5 separate regions of the Homo sapiens genome follow, and all the other regions are linked to region 3. A link is a loop called in an ENCODE intact Hi-C map of the cell type or tissue named here. Cell type or tissue: PC-3. All regions are shown on one strand. Links, peaks and the distances in the headings refer to the core of each region. The heading gives the core; the rest is flanking DNA.

Region 1 (6,367 bases), core at 463-5,462, 640 kb before region 3:
AGAGATGGCTGGCTAGCTCTCCATCGATGTCATCCTCTTCTTCCACAGTGGAGCGTTGTTGCTGGGACTACATCTTCCACCTCCTATCCCCATCTTGCTCCACGTGGGATCATGCGATTTTTGTACCCACAGGCTCTACACGCGCTCTTTCCCCATCTGCCAGTTAGAGGTGAAGGACTCAGAGGCATAGGCAATGGCAGAGTCAAACAAAATAGAAGGAGCCTGGGCCCCTGAATCACTGTGTGGAAAGCCATGTACTGAACATCAAGTACTGAATATCTGATTGGACTTCTTATGAGCATGACATAAACATCTATTATGTTTAAAGTCCCTAAAATTTCAGGATTTATCTATCACAGCATCTAGTATTACCTTAACTAGTAACTAACTCCTTCATTCATTCTACAAATATTTGTTAAATATTTTGCTCTGGGCCAAATCTTGGGCTAAGGGTTGAGGACATAAGGATAAAAAAGATAAAAAGATGCTATTTCTGACCTTGGGGAATGCAATCACATAGTAAGGGAGCTATACAAGTGAAAATATTTTACCCTAGTATAGTAAGTGCTGTAAAATGTGTTTAAGGGAGGAGAACCCAAAGAAGTAATTTTTTTGAAATATCTAGTGAAATAGCAGATTTAAACTTTTATATTTCAGTAGGACCTTTTATTTGGAATGAAATCATATGTGGGATCCTTCAGTTCATACAACAGAAAAAATCTGAAGGGCCTTTAGTAGAAACAGGAGCCTCTAGGCTCATGGAACCTCTCTCTGCATCCTCTTGGCCTGCTCTGATGTCCCTGCAGCCCTGGATGCTGTGGCGTATCCTCTGAAAACCCACAGAGACAGATTCAAGCCCAAAGATAGACTGTTCTTGCACTGATGTATTTTTTTTTTTATTCTGTAAGTTGTGGTACATGGTAGCTCTGTTTTATAGAATGCTTATCTCTAATAGGTGGAAGTTGAGCTGGTGGTAGGTGAATAGTTTATTCCAGAACTTTTATTTGGACACATTATCTATTTGACCTCGGGTAGGCTTTTAAACTTTTTGCCTCAATTTCTTCATATGTAAAACAGCGATAATAATAGTGCCTATATCCTAGAATGATTATGAGAATTAAACAAGTTAATATACATAAAGGACTGTCATAAGCATGTCATTTAGTGAATGGTCAACAGTGTTGGGTCTCTGAAACCCATGTGTTACAAACATATCACATCATATTTGTGAGTACTTCTAAATTTTGATGGAGTAAGCAAAAGAATGCTGGAAACGACTTCAATGTGTAGGGAATGATATCTTAGTAACAAGATTCTGAAACCTCCGGTAGCTAATCTGTGATTTCCTTTTGCTTCTATGCACCACTCAAGTTCTTCTTATGGTTTTCTGAAACTTAGGAGGGACTGGAATTTTTCTTCATCGTGTTTATAGAGAAATGTATCATAGGAGAAACTTGAGTTGGGTTTTATTTCTTTGACATTGATGTTTTTCATTTCACCTCCACTCCTTTGGAGACCTAGACAATGTAACTTAGAACTTTTTATTTTCTAATTTCGCCACTTTATGTCTTATTAATGCATTTTGTCAGTGTGGAAAGCCCTCTGGTGGTCAAAGTAATTCCTATGTGGCTCTTTTAGATGAGTTGGAATAACATCAAGTTGATGTTCAAGAGCTGGGTTCAAATTCTATTTTTCTCCTTTGCTCATTTCTTTTTCTAGTTAAACTATAAAGTAAATTTTCTATTAAACAGGTCTTCTGCAGCATTTTAGTTCTAAAAATGTCTAGGGAAAAATAGTGGTAGGACAGTTAGCTTTACTCAGGTTAAAATTTATTAGTGATAGTATTAACATTTTGGAGGGTTTAAATGCTGTGCCGTCCAGTATTTTGCTGTCACTCTAGGAATGAAATGTAACATACACTCTGGGTTGAAGATCCTTAGGACTCTATGTAATGTAAAGGCTGGAAGTGGGGGACTTAGAATTTATCGTCTCATCTTCTAGAAAGAGAAATTGGAGCAAGTGATTTGCTCAAGATGTCAGCTGGGAGCAAAGCCATGCATAGAAGGCAGGTCTTCTGTGTGTGATTCCTGTGCTCTTTTAGCCATGTTGCTTGAGGAATATCATAGCCAGGCCAAGTTCATCAATCCCTGGTCTCTCTACCAGATACCGAGGTGGCCAGGTCTCATCAAACTCAGCCATAGGATACTTCTGTCCAGGCAAAATTCAACTCATATGCTTTCCATGGGTTCTCTGTCTCTTGTTTGGTGCGAGACAGGGTGCAGGATTTTCTTTTTGTGGTTTAGTGTTGGGAGTTGATTGGTTGCGTCAATGGAGTAATCTGGCATGAACAATCACCCTCAGCATATCCTCACTATTAAACAGCATTTTTTTTTTGGAGAGGATGTGCATTATTCTTTACTGTGTGCTGGCCACTGCAACTCATCATAAAGATGAATGACTGACAGGTGACCTATGTCTGGTGTCCTAGGAGAGTAGATACCTTGGAGATGAAGAAACATCTGTTCCACTCTGACATTGGCAAGAAAAGCTGGCTTGTCCCTCCCTTTCCTGGTGCTATTGCATGGGCTTATATTATTATTATTATTATTTGAGTCTTTGGCTATGTCTAATGTAGGCTGGGCCCCGAGGCTATTTCTTGGTGCACCCTGTGTGACATGGTACAATCACAAGAAAGCTGGGAGGTGGCATGGGGGGAGCACAGAAGATCCCCTAATGTATTCTCAATCCCAGTTCCTGGGCACAGACAGTGCTACCTGAGAGACTGAGGAGCTAGGGGCTCCAGAAAGGTAGAAATTCAGGTTAATTACCCAGAATCTTGTAGTGTTCCTGGGTCGTTCTCTGGATGTAGGTACATTTTCTCAAGAGACTGTTTAACTCTTTACATCTTTGTTACTGTCCTCATTGCTAAACTTCACAAGAGCAGGTAATGCTGGCGTTTATGAAAGAGTGAACAGCTAATAAGATAGGAATTCAATTCACATGGCTTGGTCTGATTCAGGAGTTGGGGTAGTAAGTTAAATCACTCACTGTTCTTCAGTGAGCATGTATGATTTGAGTCCTTATGCTGTGGCTATCTACTGTGTCAGATAGAAAATAAAATGTAGCCCCTGCCTTCAAAGAGCTTAAAAGTGATTTCATTTTGTGAGCACTTCCTGAGTGCCTGCCACATGCCCAGGATCCTGCTGGGTGCTTGAGGCTGAATAAGTCCATGCTGTCTTCAGCAGAAGTTGTCGGTGACCACCTATGCCCTGTCAGTATTACCCTTTCTGTGTACATTGCCCAGCCAGCAGCACCTGCAGCTTTGCCTTAGAGTTTTCTCTGGTGACTGAACCACTTTTGCTTGGGACAGGGAAGGTGATAAGGCCAGAGAAGCAGGAGTTGGTGGATTAAAAACTCTGTTATTTTTCATGGGGGTGACTTTGAGGCACAGTCTTTTCTGTCTCCCAGAGCTCCCCAGCTGCATGAACTCCAGCTGGACACAGTGGGAACTTGCTCAACAATACACCATGCACCATTACTCATTTCCCCCCCTTCCCTTTCTCATGTCCCCACTCTCCCACTCCTAGGGTCACCTCCCCAAAAATGCTTTCACCTAAATCCTTCTTCCATCATCTGTTTCTGAAGAAACCAGACTATAATATCTTCCATGCTCTTCACATGCCTTTGATTGAAGTAAATTTCTGATGAATGTTGCAGAGGACATGCAAAGTGCTGAGGTAAAGAAGAGAATGGGTGACAGAATCCAAATAGAAGGATCTTGGAAGCCCTCTTGGAAGAGGTTGCATCTGAATTAGAATTGTAGGGGTTGGGTTGGGCTTTGTTAGGAAGTTATGGAAAGGAAGGGCATTCCAGGCTGAGAGAACAGCTTCTGCAAAGACCTGGAGGTGGGAGGAATATGAGGCATATTTGCAAAATGGTAAATGTCTGATATGTCTGTAGTTCAGGGTACATTAGGGTGGGATAGGGGAGGTGAGGATGAGGGAATGTAGGAAGAAGAATGTAAGGACTGTAGGTAGAGTTCTACTTATTGATGGTTTGAATGTGAGGCTGAGACATGTAGCCTTGCCTTTGTGGGCAGTGGTGGGCTCTCAAGGTATCTTAGCAATGGGGTAGTATGTGTCTTTTAGGATGAAGAAGCAGGAATAATATATACACAAAATAGAAACATGTCAAGTGTGAGGCTATTGCTTATCCTCTAATTGCTGGGGAATTTCAAACTGAGGAGAGACAAGTGTGAGTATTCAGAGCAGCCAGGGAGGGATCAAGTGAGAGGTAGAAGTTGAGTCTAGTGAATGAATAGACGGTAGTTAAGAGAAGGTTGAAGCCAGGCATCCAGGACAGAATGTGCAAAGGCTCAGGGACAGGAATAATCTAGCTTTAGAGATGCATCATGACTTTCATAGACGCTAGGTACATGGGCCTTTCTGGGTCCCTTCCCACCTAAAAAACTGCTAGTAGTTTTTTTTCTTAATGATTAGATTGATAAAGACAAACATGTATAATAATATTATATATTAAAACATTTTCTGGCTGGGTACAGTGGCTCAGGCCTGTAATCCCAGCACTTTGGGAGGCCAAGGCTGGTGGATCATGAGGTCAGGAGTTGGAGACTAGCCTGGCCAATATGGTGAAACCCCGTCTCTACTAAAAAGACAAAAATTAGTCATGCATGGTGGCGCGAGCCTGTAGTCCCAGCTACCCGGGGGGCTGAGGCAGGAGAATCGCTTGAACCAAGAGGCAGAGGTTGCAGTGAGCCAAGATCGCGCCACTGCACTCCAGCCTGGACGACACAGCGAGACTCCGTCTTGGGGGGAAAAAAAATTCTTCTGCCTGAAGTTAATTTTTCTTTTGACTTTAAACGAAATGAAAACATTTTTGTAGTCTCTAAAGTCTCATAGGTCATGCGCCCCGTGTGCCTGATAGAGAAGTGAGCCCTGCCTTTTGGGAGCCGGATGAATCTTCATACCTCCTTGAGGCTAGGCTGAGGTTTCCCTCACCTCTTTTCGTAGAGCTGCAGCTTTGGCATTAGGAGGGAGCCTTGGGCTCACCTGCCAGGCCCTGAGTGAGAAGCTCGAGGGCACAATGTGGGGTGGCCTTTTAGGTATACCTGGTGGCCGGCATCAGGGTGCCCCTGGAGAGGAGCAAGGGGACAGGAGAACGTCCTGGAGCCCCTGAAATTGGGTCCGGCTTTCTATCTGTCTAGGCCACCTGAGCAGGCTCCCATTTGCTTATTTTCCCGTATGAATCCCTTGTGAGCTTATCCTCCAAAAGGCTTGCCCCGCCGTGGGGGTAAGTGAAAGCTTCTCTGCCTGCTGCAGCATCACCCTCCTTGAGCGTTTCCACTGTCAGTGTTGCTAGAGAAGCACCCTCCTGTCCTTCTGTGTTTCCTCGGAAATGCTTACAAAGAAGCAGAGGTTTACGAAATGAAGTGATATCATCCGAAAAAAGCCTGCGAAAAGCAACCATGGTGAGAAGACTGCGCAAGGATTTTTTTTTCCTCCTTCTTCTCAAAAATAGTCAAAACACATGCAACGCATACTTGTAAAAGGATCAAAAAAGGAGAGAAAATTGTAGCTGGCAGTTGTTTTCCCCACTGTTATTTGGTTGCTCCTTAGCTTCCAGCTGTTGAAATGGCTAGTTTATGTTAATGGGTATTTTGCCTCTCCTATTCGTGTTACTTTACTCCAAATTTAAAAATGAACCTGTGACTTTATTTATCCCATGTGCTGGGAAAACAGAGATGCAGCCTTTTCTGTCTATATGATTTGCATTGTAAGGATGCACTTACACTGCCATATAAGTACATAAAATTTTCATTTTTGTGAGCAGGGACATATTTTGAGCCTCTTTTTTTCCAGTTCTTTCTCCAAAGTTAAGAAGCATAATTCAATAAGTGAATGCTGTCTCCCAATATCAGAGACCCATTTTCTGCTGTGATAGAAGATCTATTGGTTCCCTTTTATGGATCTGAAATTGTGATTGGCATGTCATGGTCAAGATATCACCTAGAGTACACATCCCTCAGTTAACTAACCTCTCTCTTATCCTTCTTCTCAAATGATCTTTCTTGTAAACTGGGTTGAATCATGTGTATTTGGTTTCTTAATTATAGACAAATTTCTCACTGGATGAAAAGTCTGCTAATTAGTGATTTTAAATGTCATCCAGATATATTAGTAGACAGGTGTTATTTTAGAAATACAGGGCAACATGACCTCTTGTGTTGTAACCTATACAAAGGTAAAAGTCTATATGGTGTTATTTAATGACAAAAGAAAAATAAAATCCTCAAAATACACCTCCTTCCCCTCATATGCACTCACTGGCCCATTGAAGAACCAGGTTG
Region 2 (6,367 bases), core at 617-5,616, 510 kb before region 3:
AAAAACAGCGTATGCTAGTAACCAGTTAGCCGTCCTTCACTTATTCTCGACAAGATCCTATGAGCTGGAAGGAACACAGAACAGGAGAGTTCAGATGGGCTATTGACAGGCCCAAATTCACACAACAGGAAATAGAGGAGCGGAGGCAAAGTCCCAAACCTTCCTGCCTAGATGTGCGTACATTGTGGGTTTTTAAATTTTTTTTTTGTTTGTATTTTTTGTGGGTACATAAGAGGTGTAGATATTTATGGGTCACATGACATATTTTGATACAGGCAGGCAATGTGTAATCATCACATCAGGATAAATGGGATATCCAGCCCTTCAAGCATTTATCCTCACAAGTTGTGTTTTGCCTCTCGGAACCAAGAGGAAAAAGAGAAAGGAGGAGGAAATGAAACACGATGACCTCTGGACCCCTACTCCAAAATGTGTCCCCCCTCGGTGGGGCTGGCAGTGTTGGTTGGAGGAGCAGGCGTGCTCTGGGAGTCGAGTCCTGAGTGGGACCACCCCGAGGTCTGGCAGGAATGGAACATGCCGGCAGAGCTCTGGGCCCAGTGGTATCTACAGATTTAATTACTTACAACACATTTTTATACCTCGTAAGTATTGACTCCCTATTTTGGAGTCCTCTTGGCAGCGATCCCACAAGGGAGCTATGGATGCCTTGGGAAAGATCTGGTGCTGAAGTTCACACTCACAGCAGATGTGCAGACATTGCACACGCAAGCACACGGGGCTGTAATGGAAGCACTATCAGTAAATGAATAAATAGTGTGGACGACATCTCCCTGATTTGTCACATTTTATAGAATAGCCCGGCATCCCCTACGTGTCTCCCTCCCGTCCACATCGTAGCTCAGCTGTCAGCCGGTGCAGGCTCAGCACATCTCCTGGGTCTGGCAGGTGAACGAGCTGGGAGTCTGTGTCTCTGTGTAAGCCCCTCTGCCGGCCGGCTTGCTTTAATTAATGTCTGTGTGCGCCCAGGCAAGCACTTGTGCACAACTACCTCGTGTCACCTCCACCCCCAACACTCATGAGAGCCCATAAAATTAAGAGTTAACTTTCAGCGATGTGTATAAGCAAGGCTATTTTTCCCTTTCTGCTGTTTTTTTTTTTTTTTCCTGGAGCCGGGTACTTAATTCTTTCTGTTGCCTTTTTATTTACTGCCTCAACATCTACAGGGTTGCACTCTACACTTCTTTCAAAAATTAAGTGAGAAATCCACTTTCCATAAATTAAAACAGTAACTTCAGGCCAGGAGCTTTGAAGCAGCAATTCTCCCAACCCCCGTCTCCCCACCCGCAGCAAAAACAAATAAAAAGAAATAATAAAAGAAAAAGCCCTCTCAGATCGGAGTGATTATGTAATTCTGCAGATGCCTTGCCTTTGGGGCAGCCACTGGGACGCTGGGCAGAAGCAAATTAAGTGATTAGTAAAGAAAAAAGGCAGAGGAAAAAAAAAAGTCAAAGGATGTGAACGGAGAGAAAGGAAGCCTTCCCTGTCGTTTCCCCCGCGACTGTACAGAGAACTGCTAAGAAATGATACTTGAAGTTATATTTATTATTGTAAGAGGGTATGATATTTCTGGGCAGGAATGATGGATGACAACTTGAATTTGTGTCCAGGGAATGAAGGTGAACTGTGACAGAGTTATTTATCTTGGGAATGGAGGTTAGGGTCAGCCGAGGCTGGGTGCCTGAAGGCACAAGACATTGACAAATTTATCCTGCAGGCCGTATCTGAAGCCCTTTGTTTTGGATCCTGGCTACTCACTAAGTGACCCTCATCCTTCATGTTGGCAATGCGTGAAGGATGCGGTGGGTGCCAGCGGCCCCTTCTCCCCCGCCGCCCCCGCCCCGACTCCTGCTACTAATTCTTGTCATTCACTTTGCTGACAGGCACCAAGCCCAAACTATTCCCAGTCCTGAAAGGGAAGGTTAAAATATTTATTTCGGCTCATAATGGCCTCCCTGATTTAGTGCAGGATCATTTTTCCTGTTGCCTTTGTCATTGCAGGTCACTGGAAGGACTGAGCGCATTCAGGAGCCTGGAGGAACTCATCTTGGACAACAATCAGCTGGGGGACGACCTTGTGTTGCCAGGGTTACCCAGACTGCATACCTTAACCCTCAACAAGAACCGAATATCCTTTCCTCTGCCCGCTGCCCCCACTCCCCACCCAGCCCCACAGTCGTCCCCCAACCCCACCCTGCACAAATACCTGCAAAATGTCAAATGAGTTTTACGTGTCAGCTAAATTAAAGTATGTGAAATACAGTTCGTGGGCAGACAAAGCATTCTGTCTTCTGGCACTCGGGACACTTCAGAGTAATTTATTATAGGTCATTCATAAATGAAACGCACCATTATATCTTCCTGTTGCTCCATTTTAGTGTAGAGATCTAAGTTATGGCTGTGAAGAAATCTTTTTAATAGATAAAAATAGAGAAAGAAAATAATGTCACCGCTGCAGAGGCAGCGAAGCCCAGTCTGTTTGCTTGGGCTTGTGTGGGAGGGCGACCTCTGGTGGGAAGTCCCGGGTAATGCCGCCAAGCAAACTTCCTCTCCTGGGAGGTTTCTGGAAGGCTCTGGGGCAGGCTTGGGGAACCGTTTTGGTGAGGGAAAGGAGCTAAGGTGGCAGAGACATGTGAAGCCCAGGCCTGGCTATGCCCTCACTGGGGGATACCATGCTCTGGTGATGAGAGGCCTAGGGGACCCACGACAGTGTATGGCCTCCTCTATGGAGGCAAGGACCTAGTCAGCCTAGGGTGAGACTTACGGGCACTAACTGCTCTGGATTCTGTAGTGGGGATGGAAACAGGGAACCCTTGCTGCAACCTAAGGCCCGTAGCTCCTGCATTGTTAGTGTAGTGGATTACCCGGCACTAGAATGCCAGCTCGATGGGACAGGGAGTTTCCTTGGTTTTGTTAACTCCTCTGTTCTTCACACTAAGAATAGTGCCTGGCACCAAGTACAAGCTCAATAAATATTTGAGGGATGAATGCATCATTATCATTAGCTATTCCTTATTGAGCACTCCTAGGAATGAGGCATGGTGCTGGGTTCTTTATGTGTGTTGTTATTCATCCTTACCAAGCCCTGTGAGAAGGGTGTGTCTTTTCCATTTACCTAGACATAGAAAGAGGTGAGGTGTAGGCACACAGCCAGACACTAGCAAGATGCTAGGTCCTGGATGATTCAGTGTCAACTGTGTTGTGTCCAAAGTCCAATGTCTGCATTCTACTGTGTTGCTTCAGACTCAGTGGTCCAATGGCTTTGTTTTATTGGATGGAACATTTGAGACCTGGAGTAGTTAAACCACTTGTTCACATTCATACAATAAGTTAGAAATAGAAAAGGAGACAAGGCATTTTCCTCTAGAGTATAAAATAAAATCAGATATACATGTAAGGCTTGGCACATATGCATATGCCAGCATTTAAGAATGATTTGCAGAAGTATTTGTTAGCTACTGTTTATACTTCAAGCCATAAGTTAATGTTTTCTTTATTCTCTCAGATATTGTCTCAGTCAGCTCTTGCTGCTACAGCACAGTACCGTACATGAGGTGGCTTAAACAACAAACATTTATTTCTCACAGTCTGGAGGCTGGAGGTTTGAGATCAGGATGCCAGCAGGGTTGGTTTCTTGGTGAAGATACTTTCTCACTGTATCATCACATAGCAGAGAGAGAGGAAGCAAGCTTTTTCAAGTCTCTCCTTATAGGGGCACTGATCCCATCAGAGAGATCTACCCTTATGACCTAATCACCTCCCAAAGGCCTCATCTCCACATACCATCATTTTGGGGATTAGAATTTCAACATATGAATTTGAGGGAAGAACAAACATTCAGACCATAGTATTATAAATATGCTCCTTGTGGTCATTATTGTCACTTTGATAGAAGTAGAAGGGGAGGGCCTACATGTAAATTCACAGTCTTTGTCATAATGAAATTTTGGTGGAATTTTCCCTTCTTATGTCTGTTAGTCAACCAAGTTTCCCAATCACTCTTTGAAAAACTTTGTAGTCTTATGGCTTTCTAGGCTGTCTTAGATGATCAGTTGGCCAATATTCTCAAATAAATCAAGGACAGAAGGATTTTTAGACATGTCCTGTGTCCCAGGTCTCCGTAGAATATTAGGGTCCATGGACTTTGGTTCATGTCTCAGCTTAATCATATTTAGCGGTGTGACCTTGGACAAGTTATCTTCTGTGAGCTTCTTTTTCTCATTTTTAAAGAAATATGTTGGACTGGTCGATGGTTTTATTCACAGTATTGCTGTCACCAGAGATAAGCAGGCCTCTTGGCTTCAGAGTGCTGAGAGGTTTTCTTTGTCTTTGGTTGAGTCCTTTCCCTATTCTGTGCCTCCACTTTTCCAATCTGTAGCAGTAATGCTAAGGGAGTAATGGTAATGGCCTAGGAGGGACCGAAGCAGAAGACACTGTGTGGCTGTAAACCTGACCAGTGATATCACTGGTGCTGTTGTAGCACATTTTCTTATCAGTGAATATTCTGAATAGACTTCTTTCCTTTTTTCTCCTCTGCTCTACTAATGTGATTGTGAAGATCATCTTCCCCATCTACTTGACTCAGAAGTCACAGAGAAAGGTAGGTAAAATCAGGCAATAACAGCACATGCTATCTTCTCAACCCAGCACTTCTGATGCCACTTTTTCAGCTAAATGACTCTCCTACCTAACTGTGAGAATGTTGCAGGCTTTCCAACAATTTCTAGGTTCCATATTGTTATTGCCACCCCATGAAATGCTTTAGATATGGCCTCTATACATTAGCTTTTGCTGCATAATAATCCACCCCAACATTTAGTGGCTTAAAACAACAAATATTTACAATTCTATAGATCAGATGTTTGGCCAGGGCTCAGCAGGATGGTTCTTCTGCTAGTCTTATTCTGGGTCAGTCATGCAGCCACATCTACCTGGAGGCTCAACTGGGGCTGGATGGTCTAAGATGACCTCACTCATATGTCTGGAGGTTGGTACTGGGTGTTGGCTAAACTACCTGTCTCTTAACAGGCTAGCATAAGACACTTCACATGGGAGGAGTATTCTAACAGCACAAGCCCCATAGTACAAGTAGTCTTCAAGTTCAACTTATATCATGTGTTAATGTCCCATGACCAAAGCAAGTCACATACCAACTGTAGAACAAATATGGGAAGGGACTGCACAGGGTGTATGTATAAAGAAGCATAATTCATTTCTGTAACAATCTACCCAGGAGACCTTGGCATTGGCATCTTGTCTCCTTCAGATTTTACTTTATATTTGTGATAAAGGGAGCCCTAGAAACAAGTAACTATTGGCCTCCTAAAAAAGTATTAGCTCTTTTGTGTAAATTGAATCTTTAAACAAGTTAGGAAGCTTGCTGCCAAATGAGGTTTTATCTTGAATCCTTTTGTGAAGTTAGCTTTATTTTAAATTTTTTTGGTTTGTATTTTGGCATATGTAAAATGGTTATTCACCCCACCTACCATGTAAAATCTAGATTTTTCCACTTTGGTTTGACTCAAAGTTAAATGTGTCTATAATAATGCTGTAGGTTCCTAGACCCTGGACACTTGGGTCATTGGCTTCTTTAATCCTTTAGCAAGAGGGATTATCACATAGTGGTTAAGAACAACAGGCTCTGAAGGCAGACTTCCTGAGCTTCTACCCTAAACCTGCCACTTTTCTGCATGACCTTGGGCAAGTGATTTAACATCTCTATGTTTTGGTTTCCTTTGAAAATGCAGACAATGCTAGTACCCATCCCATAGGTTGTTTTGAAGATTATTCTAAGTATCTCAGACATATTAGATTCTAGTAACATAGTAAGTGCTATGTAAGGGTTACTATTATTGTTGTTGTTATTATCCTAGAGAATTGTGTAAACTCATCTGGTTTGACTTGGGCCACATTGTAACCAAGGCCAGAGTACAGATATACTTCTGAGTTTAGAATGGTTCTTTGACTTGCATAATTTAATATTGCCCTAATGGCATTCCGTGAGTTGGGTACTGTTGGTGAATAATTACTCTCATTTTTATGGAAAAACTAGGAGTGGATGAGCTCTCTGAAGTCACATAGATTGTCAGTAGTGGGGCTTAGTCTAGAACCCAGGTATGCTGATTCCCAGCTCCAGACTCTGAAACCCAAAGGAGCGGCAATCATTGTACAAGGAGAGGAGCCAAGATACAGGAGGAGTCAGCATCCTGAGCCTGCCTCTGCAAGGTCCTGCTCCCAGCTGGGGCTGCTGGGAGTCTGCTCTTAAAAGGGATTCCAGAGCCCAGAACCAGCATCTGGAAAATTTCTTCTGTGTTCATCAGTCAATGCCTCCCTGCCATCTGCATACCTC
Region 3 (6,367 bases), core at 548-5,547:
GGGCCCAAGTAAGGAAGGCCTTTTCCCCAATCCTTGCAGGGTTTGAATTATGACAAACCCAGTTGTTACAGGGTCTGCTTAATTTTATTTGAAAGGTTTCTTTTTTTTTGTTTTTTATTTTGTTTTTTTTTTTTTGTAGCTTGAAGAATTAGGAAAACAAGAAAGCAAATTGTCTTTATTTTCAGTGACTCTCTTGAGAAATTTCAGCCTGCAGAACCAGACAGAACTGTGGATGTTCCCTGCTTTTGATGTAAGCTCTCTAATAGGAACAGATCTGAAGCCCAAAAGCAAATTTCTGCTTGAGAGCAAAGCCAAAATTCCCATTCAGACTCTGCAGGAGGACCCCCACTGCTCAGATTTCTTCATACAAGATTCTGTCAGTTTTGGGGAAGTCCAAAGTCTTTCTGTGAAATTTTTCCTGCAAGTTATTTTTTGATTATACTCCATAAATGATGGTTCAGATCTATTCTACATATCCAAAGAAACTGTTTTCTTCTTTTTTCCTGTTAATGTAATTGCACATTACTAAAATTTGAATGTTTATGGTTTTTGTTTTAGATAAAGAGCTGGAACAACCTTTTATTATTATTATTATTATTATTATTATTATTATTGTTATTATTTAGGTATCATTAGCTTTCAGACTGCTATTGGGGATAAAATAAAACCTCCATTTACCAAAACTCAAGACACTAGAACCCTCAGTTAACCAGATTTTTGGATCTCTGATTTTAGACAGTCTTGATTTTACAAGAGTAAAAAGCAATGTCACGAGTTTTACTTTTTAAAAAGAAATAAGGGCCCCTCTGTAGGTTGTCCTAAAACAGTGTTTCTTAAAGTTGGTCCCTCAGCATCGGCATCACCTGGGAACTTGCAAAAATGCATACTCTTGGCCCCAACTCAGATCCATGGAATCAGAAACTCTGGGGAACGGGGCTTGGCAAGCTGTGTTTTAACAGGCCTTCTCAGTGATTCTGATGCATGGGCAAGTCATAGAACCACTGTCCCAGGGCCAACCCATACATTTCTACCTATAACTGTCCAGGGATGTATAATAAATGCTGGGGTTCAGAATAAGTATGCTGAGATCTTTTCATCTATTCCACAATTTAAAAACAATGTACTGCATACCTACTGTGCCCTTGGCTTTATGATGCATGGGCGAAAGTCTATTGTTTTCGATTTTTTGGAGCTCATATGAGCAGGAGATCCTAAGATCTTGAGAAATGTTCAATCTGCAGTCTTCCCACCCCAGCTAATCTCCTAACTGTACTATCCTCACTAAAGGCACTCCAGAAATACTCAGTTGTGGTCACTATGATTACCTAGTAAGACAGTGAAACTGACTTTGCTTTTAGTGTCTTATGTGTGAAAATTCAAAAAGGTTTCTAGCTAACCATGAGTTAATGAGATAATTTAATTAACAAGGACCCAACATTCTCCGAGTGGCTAGTTAGTCACATGACTGTTATATTAGGAAAGCTAAGAAGATGTGTGAGGGCCATTTTATACTTGCCTCACTGACCACTTGAGAGGCCTCTCGGCTGAAATGGAGAATAACACCTGGACCCAGCTCTGGTTTCCCCTGCCTAGAAGGCCAGTAACTCCAATTTGTGTTTACTCCTTCCCTGATTGAATCCACTCATGTATTTTTATCCTATAAAATTCTAATTTAAAATGCCATTCCCTAGAATGTTATACCTTTATTGCTGTTTGTTTGTTTGTTTGTTTTTTAATAATGATATGTTTGAAATATCTAGAAGCCCACAAATACCTCTTTCTCCTAAAGGGAGGTGATCATCTGTTGTTCCAGGTATGAAAATAGTTACTTGACCCATGTACCAGAGACCAATGATGGGGATCAGATGAGGATCAAACAGCAGCTGGAATTATTGTCATATTTTTATCTGAGTAGCTTCTGCCTCTCTTTTTTGATGACACTGAGACCAGGTACCCTGAGAGGGAAGACAATGCTAGGTAGATTTGTGGGGAGGGGGAGCATTAAAAGAGGATAACTTTGTGTGTATTGATCCATTTTTCATTTTTATTTATTTTTACGTTTTTTACTTTTTTGACTGTCAAATGATGGCATATCTTTTTGAACTTTCATGGTAAAAATGATGTTTTCCACCTAAGAAATGCAGGAAATCTTTAGTATTTTGAATGCTTCTTTACATTTGTGGAGGTGATATGCAAAAATCCCCAATCTCTGAGCCTGGAAGATTAATTAGAACAATTGATGGTAAAGAAATTCAGTCCCTGAAATTGAGGCAAGAAGAACCCCAAAATGGGGGGCAAGGAGTGTCTGATAGCCCCATTCCTGAAAACCTTCAGCACAGATTGACCAAACATGACATACTGATCATTAAGGAACCTATAATTGGTGACCAAAAGCACAGTGTGGCTATAATGGCTCTCCCTGAATAGTTGCCGCCATTTATTTATTTATTTATTTATTTTAAGCAAGCGGCTGCTTTCCTAACTTCATGCTGCCCTCTAGTGGTGATGCTCCCGACTTCAGCTAGAAGGTGGAAAGGATGAATGTAGAGATAATGGCGGGAATGGAGGAGGTGGTGACGGGGTGGCTTTTTCCTTTCTTTCTTTTTTCTCTCCTGTCTGAAAGATGTCTGAGTTTCTCACTCAAACATTGAGAAAGAAACGTGAGGCCAGAGCACTTGACCACTGTCCGCTTTGACTGACAGCCTGGTTGATGTGACATCCATCACGGACCCGCACTGAAGGGCACTTCACAAATCTGAAGGGATTCGCATCCCATCTCGGCATGCACTTTGGAATCCAGCCCATCTCAAATCCATTAAGCCCTACCTAGAATACAGACATAGGAGAGAAGGGAAATACACTCACACCAAACTAGTCTTGCAGTTCAAGTTTCTCTCTAAGAAAAAGCAAGTAAGAATGAGCCTGCTAAGTAAGGGTGTGGGTGATCTTTGATGTTCTCCGGAGACCCCTGGTTCCTGTGAACAGGACTGAACAAATAAATAATGAATTTGAAAAGTAAGCGGAAAAGCAAAATTTATATTCCTGTCGCCAAGGCAGTATCTTATAATTCAGGGATATTTCTGGGCTAGATAGAGTTGTATGGGTGCCTGGTCCGGTTCTGTCACTTTCCAAAAGCCAGTTGGAACCTTATTTTTCTCCGCTGTAAAATGAAAGAATTTACCTAAAATGAGGTTCTTTAAATTCTTTCTCAGCTTGAGAATCCTCCAATACAGTTAAAGAAATACTTACAAAGAAAAGTTTACCATTCTGTATTGAAGCATACTAGGCAGTACAGCAAATCACAGAGAATCCTTATAGGACAGTATAAGCAATTCATTGTTTAGGAAGTCAAGAATAAAAACTGTTTCAGGCTTCATCTTTGGCTTGGACCAAAAAAAAAAAAAAAAATGTAACCTGAGGCTAAAAAACAAAATTTGGACTGCTAAGAAGATTTAGCAGTTTATTTGGGGGCTGGGGAGGAGAGGGGTTGTTGGAGTAAGGAAATATTTACCATGGAGTTTGACCTCTCATATTTATAATACATTTCTGTTTGATTGAAATACAATGTGTATAGAGGTAGGAGCCAAAAAAGGGAGCTCCCAATAAAGGGGGCTAGTGAGCCCACCCTCCAATCTGAGAATCTTTCTGTCAGTTGGTACTCACTTGTTACTACCCCCAATCCAAAAAAATAGGAAATTAAAAGGCATTGACATCTAAGCAAAAGTACATTGTCTGTTTCCTTTCCAGGATTCACATAATGGAAATATTCCCTGCCAGATAATGTTTAATCTGTTAGCCTAATATTTCTTTCATGTGGAAAGGACTGAATGGCCCACTCAGTCTGGATAGAGCCACAACGCCTGTAACCTGAGTGTGGGGTCCAGGACCCAAGATGGGAGAGTAGAGAATGTCACTAAGGATCTGCTCAAAGATGCAGTAATTTCTCAGACTTGGACCAGCTTTTCCATTTTCCACTGACAGATTATATGACAGACTATATGAGGAACTTGCCCTGCATTTTTTTCTCCTCTCTTTCCTTCCCCACCTCCCCTTCTTCTTCTAAGATGACAAGCCTCATTTCAGCTGCCCTGGGAGCCCAGGGTATGTTTTCTTGAGGCTCTGGTTTGTCACACGACAATGAGCCTGCCCACTCTGTGACTACCTGTGTAGCCTCCCTGGTCTGGGAGGCTAGCCCCACAGCCTTGCCTGCTGATCACCTTCACGACAAATTTTGCCAGTATCCCTTCCCTGCTGACTGACTTCCTTCCCCTGTTTTTCCTTCCCTACAAACAAGTGGGTGAGACTTGACAAGGCCCAGCATTTGTCTGAGCAGGCTGTATAATCTGTCCTCTCCCAGTGGAAAGCTGCACTGGACGGGTCTGAGCATTGGAGTCAAATGCCCTCTTGTCAAAAGGATAGGTTGCCTGGCATTTTTGCTAGCTTTCTTTCCAGGTATGGTGCATCCTAACCCTTGAATTGGTGCTCCACACTCTAATATTTTGTCTGGCATTTGGTAGAAGACAGCATATCAGAACCCCACAGTTTAGACCCTATCATGCACTTGGTATTCACCTTTGTCCTTCATACTCTTTGTGCTAAGAAATGAATAAAAACTAGTGTTTACTCTACTTTATGATAACAATGTTGGTAGAAATAATCAACCTGGGAAAAAAAGGACAGCAACTAATCCTGCACGTAATATAATTTATGATGAATGAAAAACTGACCAAAGATTTATATCTTGTTGATATATTGAAAACCACACAAATACATGGGGAGGAATTAACCTTGGTAGAAATAATGAAAACAAAATAAAATTGAAATGAGCTAAAACTACACACAATAAAATTTGTTGACTAAAGTTTAAGAGCAGACTCAAGTCTTCTTGTCGCAATTTAGATCTGCAATATTTTACTCAAGAAAATGGGACTTTGTAAAAATAAATGACTCTAAAAGAGATTTAGAAGATGTAATCAGCACAATTTAATATTTGGCCAGAGCTGATTGAGGAATTTAACCTTACTGTAAAAATTACGTGATAAAGAATTGATCCCATTGAAAATAAACTCAATAAAATAGAAATGAAAATGTTAAAAATAGAAATGGTTTTTTGTATTTAAAAATTGATTAAGGAATTAAATTGGCTAAATGGAGTTTGCTGTGAATAATTAATGCTTTCTCAAAGACAAATTACCAGACTAGTTTACATGTTTGTATTTATAAACCTGAAGTCAAAGCATTCCTGGACTCAAATTTGGAGAATTCAAATGTCTACCAATGCAAGACATCAGGGTCAGTGTAGCAGGGTAGGAATACCCCTTGTGGTGTTGTTTTTGTACAGTGAAGGTGAAACAGGAAGCATGGTTTGAAGTGGTCACTGCGGTATTTAGCAAGGACAGTGTGCAGTATCCCCGCCCCCAACCCCCCACCCCCGGCCCCCATGGTGCAAGAGCCCTAACAGAGGTTTTGGGGGTTATAGCATGCACTGTTGCGATGCAGTACCCCATTCCCACCCAATATGCAGATGATAAACCGAGACACTTGCCTGAAGTCCTGCTCAGCTAGGTTGGGAAACAAGTCTCACACTTTTTTTTTCCTTCTCCACCCTCCCCTGGGTAAGGTGTAGAGCCTTTCTTCATTTCATCTCCAACCTAAGGCATCTCAGATGTGCGGCAGATGAAGGGAAAATATACTGGGTGGAGAAGAAGGTCTTTGTCCTCCTTCCTCAAAAACTGCTTCCACACAATCCCTTCCCCTAAGACCTTTTAAAGTCTCTCTTCTTTATTCTGTCTTAGTATTTAAGTAGCTTACACTGAAGTAGGATGTTGTGCTAGGAGCCTGTCATTTCTCAGGCTCCACTAAATCCTGTGTGATAGCCACAGCAGAGCTGATAGCACATCACATGGGCTGACCTCAGGGTATTGCTCCAGCTACTTCTCAAGATCATAAAACATGGGTGTTTATTCCTTTCCAGTTCCCCATGTATTCACGGCCTGCACTTAACAAAGACTGAGGAATGTGCTTTCTGGGGAATGTCCCTTCCCACTGTATGATGTTTACAGCTCTTTAGGCCAGATGATAATGTTCACTGCACTTCTCTCTTTTCAACTAGATGTTGTGATTGCTTTGTTTTTGTGGGAGGAAAGTGTTTGGGGTAAAAACACCACCACGATTTAGGAACTGTGGCTGTTGCCTCCTATTACTCTTTGTTGTTCAATGGGGCAAATATTTAATCCGTATATATTTTCAGAGTGTTTCAAATGTCTGAAGTCATACCAGAGGTTAAAAGATGAGTGTCCAGCAATTGACATTCCTTACTTTGTGGATTCTGTGTAAATTTTATGTACATGATTATTTTAATGGTATT
Region 4 (6,367 bases), core at 762-5,761, 560 kb after region 3:
AACACAAATCTGCCATGTTTTGTCCAACAAACATCTGGCCTGTGGCTGGCTGGATGGGTCTTTTTATCTATAGGCACCTCACGGATGCTGTAGAAATGCTTGCGTGAATGTACACATGCATGTGCACATTTATATACATTTTTAAAATGTATAGGCCCTATGCATACAAAACAGAGAGAGGTGTATGCATCACTACATATAAATGTGCGCACGGTGTACATACATGAAAGCTGTGTATGGATTAGGATTTTAATCACTCGCTTCATAAATGGCAAAAAAAAATCTAAACTTAAAATGAGCTACTTTGAAAGACAAAATGCAGCAACTGCCAACGTGTGGCCAGAAATCCCCTCGATTTACATTAGAAGGGGTGGTTTAGTGCAACATAAAGAGCTGCGTAGACTTTTAAAAAGCAAACAGTGAAACTTTCTTAGAAGAAAGGAGCAAAAATACCCCATGTGTCCGCTGCAGAATGGAGTGAGCTGTTTGCAAAACTGCACTCTGCTCACATGGGGATGTCCGCCTGGACAAGACTAAGGTGCTCTCTCTCCTTTGATGTAGGGACCCTTCTCTTTAGGGCAGGCCCCAGCCACAGTGTTTGTTGGAAGTTAGGGGAGGAACATAAAGGGGAAGGGAGAGCTCTTGAAACCGCAAACTGTCTCTACAAAGTATCGACAGCTTCTACCAGAGGCAGGTGACAGCCACTGTCCTTGTAGCATACCAGATGCTGAGTTACATTGCTAAGGGGTAGACACTCTCCCTTATTAACAGCATCACTTTTCTTAAGACAATTAGGTTTGCTCCTGGCTAAATGGCTGTCCCCGACAAGGGCAATGTGCCTGGATCTATGGGACAAGTGTAATACACCAAGAATTATGCAGAAAAGTCACCATCGTGTTTGGATTTACTTAGCCTGATTGTAACGTTAAGGCTTGCTTCTAGTGCAGAATACAGTCTAAAATACAAAGCTTTAAGGAAATGTATCATGGAAAATATTAACAGCCATCAAAATCAACATCATAATAAAGATTTTTTTTTACCAGTCCCCCGAGGATGAAGAAGACCATGAAGAGGCGCCCAAGTGTGGTTTTTGCATAAACATCCCCATAACCAACGGTGGACATTGTGACCATGAGTAAATAGACACATTCCCAGTAGGTGAGAGCCTGGTTGTTTTGGAAATTTTCCCATGGGTCCCCTGAATTCTCCACCTAAAGCAAATGGGACAGGGGAGAAAAAAGAAAAACATGCTATTGAAGTGTATACATGCAATAAACGCGGAAGCTCGGCACTCTCGAAGGCCACTTGCTACTGCACACCACTCTCCACACGAGATGTGTGGTTCCCGGGCTGAGTTCTGTGAGTCAGGATGCAGAGCTCCTGAGCAGGACACAGAGAAAGTGGAGAAGCAGCTGCAGGAGATGTCTTCCTGGCTGATTGAGACAGAGAGGGAAAGCAAGAAGGGAAATATCTCTAGGCCTTTTCTCTTCTTCTGGTAAAATGTGGGAAGCCAGCTAAAATTCAGGGCATTGCCTCTGGCCAGGTTTTAGAGCACTCTCTTCAAGGAAAGAGCCAGAGATTCCGTCCCTGACCTTCCTCAATGGGTTTCTAAGGCCCAGATGGCCTGGATCTGCCTCTCCCACAGAAATTCTAAACACTTCCGTAGGGGGCTGCCTCCTTCCATCAGTTTATCCAAAGAGTATATATGGGCCCTGCTTATTTCTGATTCAAACAGCATCTCTGGAATCTGGCCCTGCTCTCCCTCCTTTGCAAATTGGCAATGGTGGTCCCAGCCTTGAGGCTGCTGGAATCTTCACAGGGGCATGGAAAGTGAGCTCATGAGAACAGCTTGCACTGGCACAGCCCGTTAGATCAAGGGCTGGCAAACTTTTTCAGTTTTGTGGGCGACACAGGTCCTGTTCAACTCTGCAGAGGCAAAACTTCAACAAATGGGTGTGGCTGGATTTGGAGAGCTTTGGCCCGAGACTGCAGTTTCCCCACTTTCCTGTCCTTCCATCATATTTGATCTGCCAACAAGGCTAGTAGGTGGGCAGGAAAGGTACTTTAGATACTCTCAGGAGAGAGGGAGCTGCGGGCCCAATTTTACTCAAATATGCCTGTGATCCACCCACAGGGCCTGTAGACGGTGGCCCCCAGGCCTCCACCTCTGCCTCTGCAAAATGTTTCCAGGGCCTGGCCTCTTTCACACATCAGTTTGTCCTCAATGTGCCATTTTCACAAAAGTTTCCTGGTGAACCTGAAGGGACTTCACTAATACCCGTAGTAAGGTGGGGTCATCATCTTATTAAAGACAACTATCTCCTCCACATATGTGATTTGGGTGCTTCGTGCTTGGTTACAGCAAGAATTAGGGTGATTAAGGTTGATTTTGGCCATGAATCCCATCAGCATTAAGGGCTGGGCAGGAGACTCTAGATCTGGTGACTACGTGAGGCCCCATGCCCCAACCACTGCCATCCCAGGCCTGTCTTCCTTTGGGTGATAATTACCTAAATCCCAAGTGTGGGTAGCTAAGCGCGTCCTTCTATCCCTTATGCAAATAGAGGCTCAGCCACTGGTGGTCAACTTTATCCAAAGTCTCAGAGCTAGACGAGGCTCCTTCCAGTTGTAACAGTCTATGTTTGCATGAAACACACTTCCCACAATGGCTGTGCTCTCTAAAAGCAGGGGGAAAGTCTGCCTTCGGGTGGTGTGAGGGGCTTGACTTAATACAAGGCTTTCAAAGAGTCACTAATGAAAAAGAATGAACATTTTTGAGGTACAAATCAGACAAAATAATCAAAGGTGGCTTTTCGTAAGGCGGAAGTGGAAAGAAATTGAGGGATCTGAATTTGTTGTTTACTAGGAGGTGTGGGTCCAACTTCCAACCTTGTCCCCAGACCTTTTCCAGGTGTTTGCTTAGGAAGCACTGCCATCTTGTGGCTTACTATAGTTATTGCAGACAGAAGGAAAATCTACCAAAGCCCCCATGACAATACCAATGAGCAATGAACTGAAAAATGCAGGTTAATAGTGCAAACATTACTCACCATTTGGAACTAGTTTGGGGTAAAAAGGTTGGAAACCCAGACAATTGTGTGGTTGCTTCCCATCTTCCTGTCTACAACCGAGGTGAAGTTAATTTCCAGCAAGATAAATTTTAGGTAATAAAATGACTCAGAGAGGGTCTTGTTGCAGGCAAGCGAGAGCAGAAGGGTCTTCAAGGTTACTCACCAAATGGATGAACCCGGCTGCAGTCAGCCACGTGCTGATAAATATGGAGAGCAGATTCACCAGCTTGATGGAATTACTGTGCAAGAGACAACAAGCAAAATCCCCACGTTACCAAGGGAAGGCCCTGCTGGGGCTGCCTTACAGGGTAACAGCACCCGCTTAGCAGGAGAGGCTGCCACATCTAACTCCCAACCATTTCTCCATTATAAGGGAATTCTGGAAGGTGGAGGAAGCTGCTGGGATGAAGGTCAGGACAGAGCCTAGAGGAACAAATTTAACTTTGGTAAAAATTAACTTTTATTTAAAAAACTCTTCAAATCTACAGAAAAGTGGAAAGAACAGTATAATGAACACTTGTACGCTCTTCATTTAGACTGACCAATTATTAACATTTTACCACGGGTGCTTTATCTCCCTACATGCTTTTTCTCTTATCCCCCCCGCCCTTTTTTCTTCTCTTCTTCTTGCCATGTACATATATATATATATATATTTGCTAAACCATTTACCAATAAATCAGAGACATCATGGCACAAGCCCTAAATACTTTAGCACCCAACTCCTAAGAAGAAGGGCATTGCACAGCATAATCACAATACCATTGCACGCCTCAGAAAATTAAAACATAAAAATTCAGTAATGCTATTTAATATGCAGACCTTATTTAAATATCTCCAGTTGCCCCAAAATTATGTTTATTGATTTTTTTTTATTTTCCCCCCAGACCCAAGTTTCATGCACTGCATTTGGCTGTTAGGTGGCTTAAATCCAACTGTCAGGAAACAAGGACAGAGAGTAAATATTTTAGGCTTTACAGGCCATATAGACATTGTCACAAATACTCAACTCTGTCACTGTGGCTTCAGAGCAGCTTTTGGACATCATGTACAGGAATAGATATGGCTTTGTTCCAATAAAACTTTATTTACAAAAACAGGCAGCCGGCATGGGCTATAGTTTGCCAATCCCAGCTTCAGTCCCTTCTAATGTATAATTGACACCACTCCTTTGTAATGACATTAAATTTTGTGTGAACCTAGGTTGTCTTCTATAATGTTCTATATTCTGGATCCTGTTTATTTACTTATTTATTTTTATTTTATTTTTTATTTTTTGAGACGAGGTCTGACTCTGTCACCCAGGCTGGAGTGCAGTGGCACGGTCTTGGCTCACTGCAACCTCTGCCTGCCAGGTTCAAGCAATTCTCCTGCCTTAGCCTCCCGAGTAGCTGGGATTACAGGCACCCGCCACCACGCCCAGCTAATTTTTGTATTTTTAGTAGAGATGGAGTTTCACCATGTTGGCCAGGCTGATCTCGAACTCTTGACCTCAGGTGATCTGCCCGCCTTGGCCTCCCAAAGTGCTAGGATTACAGGTGTGATCCACCGCGCCCAGCCCAGTTTATTTTTTAAATAAATGTTATTGTGTATGTTTGAGGTTTACAACATGATATTACCTACCATCTCACATAGTTACGTTTTTGTGTGTGACAAGAGCAGCTAAAATCTACATATTTAACAAAAATCCCAAATACCATACAATTTTATTAGCAATAGTCCTCATGTTGTACATTAGACCTCTAGACTTGATCATCCTACATAGCTCCCTACTTAAGTATTTCTGTTAAGAATCTCTTCGGGGATGGCATCACATCAGGATATCCCAGCCCAATGACTAGCTCCATCCATGTGGCTAAGGCAGAAATGCTAATGTCTCCACTGAGAGGTGCCCATTTCCCTTTGTAATGAATATGCCACCTTGAGTGAGGCCCCGAGACTGCAGGAATATCCTGCTCCCCAAAAACCTTATACCTAATAGCTTTAGCATTCACTGGTGTTCCTTGAGTGGATCAACTGGACCTTATGACATTTTGAGGTCCCTAAGAGCTGAGGCCTTGTCTGTCTGGATTCCAGGAGCCCTGGGTCCCTGGAGCATAGCAGACCCGTGACTCTGCACTGAGTGCACTGGTATCTGCCCCTGCTCTCTTTCTAAACTGCATCCTGTTCAGTCCCACTGGGGTATACCTGAACGCTGCTGTCAGCAGGTCACTTCACTGTCCAAAGGCTTCTTGTTGACTAAAAGATGACATTCAAACTCTCTCCTTCCATTGTCAACACCTTGTGAAGTCCCAGTCTCTCCCACCACCCCTCTTTCACATAAACTCTTGAAACTGCCATGCCAGCTAAACCTATTTACTATAGCTATTGTTTACACTATTTACTCAACTTGAAAGCCCTTCCCATCTAGTCAAATTTCCCCATTCTTCAAAGCCCAGTTCAATCCCTACTGCTTCCTTAAAGTCGTTCCATCCATCTGCAAGACAAAGTGACTTTCCCCGGCTCTCAACTCCAGCCATTCATTGGTAATTGATCCTACTGACTTAAGATGTCTTTTGTAAAGTTTTAGGTTGCTATTTGACTCTTGTGTTCCTTGCTGCATCTTGCAGAAAAGAACTCTCTTTTCTAGCTCTTGCATTTTCCCAGTAGTGGCTTAATGCAGCCTACAGGGTTGCCCAACCCATTAGTTTTGGTCAGTTCATCTCTGTTATGACTGCCCTCTCTTACCTCTCTTTTGGAGAACCAATGATTTAAATTCTAGGCATTTAAGATCACAGTAATAGTTTCAGCTAGCTTGTTTACAGTTCTTTCCCAGTGCTCACCACATGTGCCACCATCCTAAGTGCTTTAGGATCACCTGTGCTTTATGTATACTAAGTCATTTAATGCTCATAACAACAATCTTTCTTCTTCTATGGAAGAGCACAGAGGAATCCATAGTCTTAGTTTTTCCAGAGTTGATTCTGACAGTTCATGGAAAGAATAAACAGATTCAACTTTGTGGGTGAGACTGATATTTCAAAATGTGTGGAACAACTTTCTTCTGGCTCGAAAACTTGGAAAAACAGCCAAAATGTCCATTCTGTCTCTCTTGGTCATTTCTAGAGTTACCAGATTATAATAATTGCCAATATTTATTGAGCCCTTATTATGTGTTAGATGTTGTGTTAAGCAGAATTCTCTCCTGCCTGTACCTTGTAAGTCCTCTAAGGTGTGCTCCCACATTGGAGGGTAAGAAATAGATGAAGAACTGATAGCCGGCGACAAAGGGAGGCCTCTTAGGGAGGTGTGTGTTG
Region 5 (6,367 bases), core at 403-5,402, 440 kb after region 3:
AGAATGTCAAGGGAGGGCTACATGAAATGTCTTAGACAATAAGTTAAGTCCTAGAGAGAGAATTGTTCAGGAAAAAAAAAAAAAAAGAAAGGAAGAAAAAGAAGACGACTTGAAACAAGAATAGGATGAATAGAGAGGTCCCGTATATCCCCAGATGGAGCACAGGGCCTGGCACTCAGGGGGCACTTGACCCATGATGCTGAACAGACTAAGGAGTGGCAGTAGAGGGTGGGAAGGGCATGCCAGGTGGAGGACACAGTTTGAACCAAGGCAAGGTGGTTGGAAAATACTAAACTGTATAAACTGTAAGAAAGTCAATTTGGCTAGAGCAGGAAAATGTGTTTGAGGGCACAGTTGGAGGTATAAAGGGCAGAGAGTGTAAGCGTTTACATTCCAAATGATAGAATTTGCACAATATTTAGTAATAATCTGAAGCCTCTGGGAAAGCTATTTTTCTTCTGATTTAAATACTGAAGTTCAAAGAGGATAGTGGGTGGGCTTTGCATCTTGCAAAAGTCTATCAGAAACTGCCTAGCTCGCTCAGCCCACTTTCCTTTCCAAGGTAAGAAACACACATTCATGCATGGAAATAAAGCAGGGAGGCCCTTGGCAACTGTCCAGTTCCATTGAAGTTCTCATTTTTCTTTTTTTTCTGGAGAGCTTATTCAACAGGAAAATAAAGTTATCTAATGCCTCAGAAAGGGGTCCCGTGAAACTCACAAGGCCTATTCCTCACAGCCCAGCCAGGTAAATTTACCCTGATTTCAGGATGGCTATTTCTTGTCTTCAACTACTCCAGCTGATCCCATCCCCTCTACAGAGAACTGGAAGGAAACCCGTCAGGGTTTGACTTTTACATGAAAACTGACTGCAATCCATATTTTCAAAAAATCATTTTCAACAAAACCAGTGCTTTAAAATAGATTCACTGAGAAGAAAATGTTTCCCCAATCCTCTCCTCCTTGATTTTGTTGAATCAATAACATTTCAAGATGTTCTCTGTGAAAATCACATGGGTGAGTTAAATAAGAACATACATTACATTATCTAGATCCTCAACTTGCAGCCCTTAGCGCAGTATGCCTGAGAAAAGTTTAAAAACTCAAAAGAGAGAAATCCTATTCAAAGAGTAAAATACTGCCTATGCTTCCAAAGTTCTTTACGGCCTGATAGGTAGAAATTTAATAATGAAGGGCTGGGAATGGTGGCTCACATTTGTAATCCCAGCACTTTGGGAGGCTGAGGCAGGTGGATATCTTGAGGTCAGTTCAAGATCAGCCTGGCCAATATGGCAAAACCCCGTCTCTAAAAATACAAAAATTAGCTGGGCATGGTGGCATATGCCTGTAGTCCCAGCTACTTGGTAGGCTGAGGCAGGAGAATCACTTGAACCTGGGAGGCAGAGGTTGCAGTGAGCTAAGATCGCACAACTGCACTCCAGCCTGGATGACACAGTGAGACACTGTTTAAAAAAAAAAAAAAAGGAAGAAAATTTAATAATGAAAAACATAAACAAATAAGTGAGTCATCCTGAGACATATTTCAATTCTCCCCTTCTGTAACCTCAATAAATTCATTTTCTCCCACATAAGCTAATGTTTGCACTAAATATTCTGTACAAAGGAATACCGCAGACCATAAAAAAAACAGTAAAAAGATATAGCTGTGTCTTTTTTAAAAAACGGTTGAAAAATTGGGTATGTGTGGACAAAATAATTTTTAAAAATAGTTTTGCTTGCACATTTGATTTCTCTCTTCATTTATGATGCCCTAGTTGATGAGCTGATCAACTTTTCTGTGAAAAGTCTTCCTAAAAAACAGAACAAAACTTAACAGAAACTCTGATCCTGTTTGTCAAAATGTAGTTCTGGCCCCGAGAGAAAGGCAATATTCTTTGGATGACTTGGATTCTAAAGCAACTCTTTTATTAGTATTATTATTTACTTTTTTTTTTTGAGACGGAGTCTCGCTCTGTCACCCAGGCTCCCAGGCTGGAATGCAGTGGTGCAATCTTGGCTCACTGCAACCTCTACCTCCCAGTTCAAGCAACTCTAGTGTCTCAGCCTCCAAAGTAGCTGAGATTATAGGCACCTGACTAATGTTTGTATTTTTAGTAGAGACGGGGTTTCACCGTGTTGGCCAGGCTGGTCTCAAACTCCTAACCTCAAGTGATCTGCCCGCCTCAGCCTCCCAAAGTTCTGGGGTTACAGACGTGAGCCACTGCACCCAGCCTGGATTCTAGAGTAACTCTTGATGAAAGAACATCATACTAAGGTGATTTTTATATAAAACATTAATTCAGTATATCAATCAGTCACTTTAATAAAAATGCCCCTCATTATCCTGAGGTGAATAGAAGCCTATGGGATTAATTTGTGTAAATAGATATTAGATTAAAATGGGAACTTGCCACATAACAATAATCAGATAGCATAGGCAATCCAATCTCAGTGCTGAATCCAGTATTGTGTGTGTAGTTACCTTTTAAAAACAGTAACATGTATTTAACTTGGACTTGCTTCAAGTAAGCACTGCATCAGGCAAGTTGGATTTCAAATAAACCTTAGCAATTGAGGGGCATTGTCGTACTGGAAGTATATCTCTTCAAACAACAGCAACAACAGTTTTAGATATTTATTTTAGAGAAATAAAGGAGACAATCTGCAAGAGAAAAGGCAGAAAGTGAGGAGGAGGAGAGTACCTAGAATCCAGGTAGAGGGTTTATTTCTAGAAAAGCAGCGCCACCTGCTGGTGGACCTGCATGTCAGGCCCTTCTGCGGCTTGCAGGCCATCTGTCTTGCAATCTATGCATAAATACACAGCAGTATTTCTCAGCTGCTGTTATACGTAAGAATTGTATTACCAGTAGGCAGATTTCTAACACACTGGTTGTAGTTTAATAATCCTATATTACCTGAAGTATGGGTTATATAAAAACCTAGAATGTTAATTGTTGACAAACCAATTCTAATATGTAAAGCACTGTAAGTCACCCAGTAAATACACAAGTAAATCAAAAGGGATAGCTCTTTTTGCTCTAACAACGTGTTATTAAAAGCCACAACTTAATCACTTACATAAAAATAATGTTCATGAATTTCGATGTACTAAGAAATCAGGAAAATGCATTATAATCTTACTAACAGAGCTTTTCCTTCACTTACAATTTAGAGGAAACTATTTTGCAGAAAATATTTTTCCCTTTCTTTAAAAAATGTACCTAAACCAACATGCCATTTAGGAAATTTGCTCCTATAACAAAACCTAGTTACAAACAACTAAGATTACATCTATAAAATGTTATATTTTTAAAATAGCAATAGAGAAGTTGTGGAAAATATGTCACTGATACAGTGAGCAGAGAAACACTACCTGTCATTTTTCAGGAAAAGATCACACAAACGCGATAGCAAAGGAACACAATAAAAAGCAGAAACAGGAATGTGATAGGTGACTCTGATTGCATCTGCAAAGGAAACTGTGAAATAAATTAACACCCAAGTACCCAAGAAAGGCACATTGTGGCTTCACTGGAAGTGATCATTATGCAACAGAGAAGGTTGGTGATTTTGTAAGAACAGAAATAAAGTGTAGCCTGTGAAATCTAGTGGTGATAACTAATGACCATACTACTTACAACTCTGATTTGATCTCTAACATAAAAAAATAAAATAAAAAAGTACTCTAAAGAATAGATGTATGCAATAGGGATTGTGTTTCTCACTTGAAACAAATAAACCTCAAATGGGATCAAAGGGCCCCGGTAAATGAAAAATGACAGTTCCTATGTTGCCCTGATTTGATCTCAAGCAAAACTACCATGCTGATAACATAGCAGGGGATGTGAGGAAGGCAGTGGAGTTCTTGGATTGCTATGAAAAGGAGGCGAGTGTGTAGCCCATTCAGCTGATGGGAAGCCCATTCTAATTCCAAAAAGTTATTGAGATTTAATCTCTAACAACAACAACAACAACAAAATAACTCATGCGGCAACCAAAAGGGTATCCTTTAAAAACACACATACACAATTTTGTTATTTCCAATACATTCTGTAGAATCTCTTTACATTCAATTCTTCCATCTGTCTAAGCTGGGTAAGGCACATGTGTGAAGAGAACCAAATGTCACAATGCTTGCTTTGAGAACGAAGTGTCTCCAGTTATCCAGACAGGGAGCTTGACTAGGAGGGTCTCAGGCATAGGCCATGGGCATCCCATCTCCCATCTCAGCTGGCTACCACTCACTCTGGAGAGACAGGGTTTCCAGGAGCAATTCTGGACAGATGCAAAGGGTGAAGGGGAATCTGGTGGGGTTCAGGGCTGTCAAGATTCGAGTTGGGGGCTTACCCTGCCTAGATATAACTCCTAGTGTTAGCTTGTGTATTAGTCCAGTGAGATAAGGTCTAGGCCATTGGCTAGGGTCTGAACAATTAAAGGTGCACACCCTGCCTTAAATATCCAAATTTATTTGGGATAAATTCAAATCAATAAGGAAACATAGGTGGATGAACAGAAGCAATGGGTTTGCCATGGCTTCCTACCCCGACTCAAATACCCAATGACATATGGAAGGAGAAAACATCAGCACCCCCAGATCCACTACAGAGCCCACCATGTGCTGTCAGCAGAAACAACGGAACAAATGTGTTACCTTCAGAAGAAGCAGTGATCAATTTGAGATCAATCTATTCAAGAGTTGTCCAGCAGTCAAAGGAATTGGCTGTTGGCTGTTCAGAAACAAAGGTTCTGTTCAAGAAGGTATAAAGGAACAAGAAGGAAGAAAGGAAGATCTCTAGCCTTGAGACTTTTTTTTTTTTTTTTGCCTCTGGTTCAGCTTCTCATGAAAGACCTTTTTCCTTGAGATACATGCTTAATAAACTATGGAAACATATTGTCAACAGAGTTTACATGTTAATCAGCCATTTATTGAATTCACACTGTGTGTCTTGGTTACTGTGTGCAATATGCTAAGAATTCAAAGACCAATTTTGACTTCTACAAAAACCTCAACATAAAAACTGTCTAATGGGGTTTACATGAAATGTTACAGGCTTACAGAAAAGAGATTCACTTTTTCTAATTTGGTTTCCGGGTGGGCTAGTTAAGAAGGCTTCACAGAGATGGCAGTACTTGAGCTGTACCTTCACAGCAGAGGTTGGCCAACTTTTTCCCTAAAAGGCCAGATAGTAAATATTTTGAGCTTTCTGGGCCATACCCTTTTTGTTACAATTACTCAGCTTTGCAGTTGTAGCCTGAAAGCAGCCATGGACACTGAGCAAATGAATGGGAGTGACTATGTTACAAGGAAACTTTACTTACTACAATGGATGGCAGGCCAGACTGGGCCCATGGGACAGTGTGCTGACCCCTGCTCTGAAGGATGGGTAAGTTTTAATCTGCTAGAAGCAGAGAGGAAAAGAATCACAGTCTCAGGAAAAGGTTCCAGAAATGTGTAAAGTAATGAGAATAAGACGCTTCTAGAGAATTGTTAGATGATGGATGCTTATGTGGAGAACGGAACTAGGGAAACTGGTTGAGGCCAAACTGCAAAGGCTTTGAATGCCATTTTAATAGCAGAAAGTTGGAAATTATCCTCTTAAAAAACAAGGAACCATCAAAAGGTCTCTCTCTTTAAAATGGGATAACATGACAAAGTCTGTGCTTTAGAATACTAAAGTTGGTGGTGGTTTGGTGGCAAGAGGAACTAATTGAAAGGTTGAAGGGCAACAATGGCAGACTAGCTGAAGAAGAAATGAGCATGTGAGCTTGGCAGTGCCACTGGCAATGGTGAGAAAAGGTTCGAAATGTAATCTGGAGGCCAAATCAGAGGACTTGGCCATCGGTAGGAGGAAAGAGAGAGTGTTACAGGGTAAAACTCAGAATTTCAAATGTGCATATTGATACTCATTCCACTCATCCCTAGACCTATCCACACATCAGGTCTGCTGAAAGAAAGGGATAGTGGTAAGGCATGGGTGAAAAACTTGGGCCCAGTCTTGGCCTTGCTCCAAGCACTCATCTAATTAATTACAAAATCAACAAGAAACAGAGCCCAGCTACTCATAAAGCAAGGTAGGAAAGGTGATGATGTGAAGTCTCAACACCAACTGGACCTCAAAGATATGGCCAGACATGGTGGTGCACGCCTGTAGTCTTGGCTACTTGGGAGGCTGAGGTGAGAGGATTGCTTGAACCTAAAAGTTCAAGGCTGCAGTGAACTATGATCACACCACTGCACTCCAGCCTGGGTGACAGAAGGAGGTCCCATCTCAAAAAACAACAATAACAACAGAAAAAGATGAGTTGAGATCAAGACCATCATCAAAAAAGAAATTTTGATGGAATTTGAAAGGACAGGAATGTCTTCT

What was found. Hi-C counts contacts between places; a loop is a spot of excess contacts. Peaks named below come from ENCODE experiments on the same cell type or tissue, not always from the same donor. Only the 100,000 strongest peaks of a DNase experiment are listed, where the experiment ranks them.
Region 1: it touches region 3 in a loop (2.6-fold over the local background); 8 of 110 quality-filtered maps call a loop at or near these places.
Region 2: a loop joins it to region 3, with 5 times the contacts of the local background. A loop is called at or near these places in 32 of 110 quality-filtered maps.
Region 4: a loop joins it to region 3, with 17 times the contacts of the local background. A loop is called at or near these places in 13 of 110 quality-filtered maps.
Region 5: it touches region 3 in a loop (9-fold over the local background); 53 of 110 quality-filtered maps call a loop at or near these places.

What each region holds. Positions count from the first base shown.
Region 1 is chr10:75,908,628-75,914,994 of GRCh38, forward strand. All of the region lies in intron 2 of LRMDA (leucine rich melanocyte differentiation associated), which reads left to right. Among named protein-coding and RNA genes, the nearest start is that of MIR606, 360 kb to the left of the region's middle. In PC-3, for the core only: no CTCF peak of the experiment used is centred there; DNase peaks (open chromatin) are centred at 1,604 and 2,994; H3K27me3 peaks cover 2,725 bases.
Region 2 is chr10:76,033,989-76,040,355 of GRCh38, forward strand. It overlaps LRMDA (leucine rich melanocyte differentiation associated), which reads left to right. Exons shown (of 7, transcript NM_001305581.2): 3 at 2,020-2,146. Among named protein-coding and RNA genes, the nearest start is that of MIR606, 480 kb to the left of the region's middle. RefSeq lists an enhancer at 157-4,143. In PC-3, for the core only: no CTCF peak of the experiment used is centred there; DNase peaks (open chromatin) are centred at 2,543 and 3,133; H3K4me3 peaks cover 320 bases; H3K27ac peaks cover 373 bases; H3K27me3 peaks cover 1,388 bases.
Region 3 is chr10:76,545,060-76,551,426 of GRCh38, forward strand. The region is part of intron 6 of LRMDA (leucine rich melanocyte differentiation associated); the gene reads left to right. Among named protein-coding and RNA genes, the nearest start is that of KCNMA1-AS1, 340 kb to the right of the region's middle. RefSeq lists a silencer at 2,332-2,626. In PC-3, for the core only: CTCF peaks have their summits at 2,503 (motif pointing left) and 2,706; a DNase peak (open chromatin) is centred at 2,492; H3K4me3 peaks cover 599 bases; H3K27me3 peaks cover 815 bases.
Region 4 is chr10:77,109,133-77,115,499 of GRCh38, forward strand. KCNMA1 (potassium calcium-activated channel subfamily M alpha 1) reads right to left here. Exons shown (of 28, transcript NM_001161352.2): 7 at 3,235-3,310; 8 at 1,041-1,211. Among named protein-coding and RNA genes, the nearest start is that of KCNMA1-AS2, 29 kb to the right of the region's middle. RefSeq lists an enhancer at 5,073-6,041. In PC-3, for the core only: a CTCF peak has its summit at 2,933 (motif pointing left); a DNase peak (open chromatin) is centred at 2,989; H3K4me3 peaks cover 410 bases; H3K27ac peaks cover 773 bases.
Region 5 is chr10:76,982,258-76,988,624 of GRCh38, forward strand. The region is part of intron 19 of KCNMA1 (potassium calcium-activated channel subfamily M alpha 1); the gene reads right to left. Among named protein-coding and RNA genes, the nearest start is that of KCNMA1-AS1, 97 kb to the left of the region's middle. In PC-3, for the core only: a CTCF peak has its summit at 2,755 (motif pointing left); DNase peaks (open chromatin) are centred at 2,034 and 2,754; H3K27ac peaks cover 293 bases.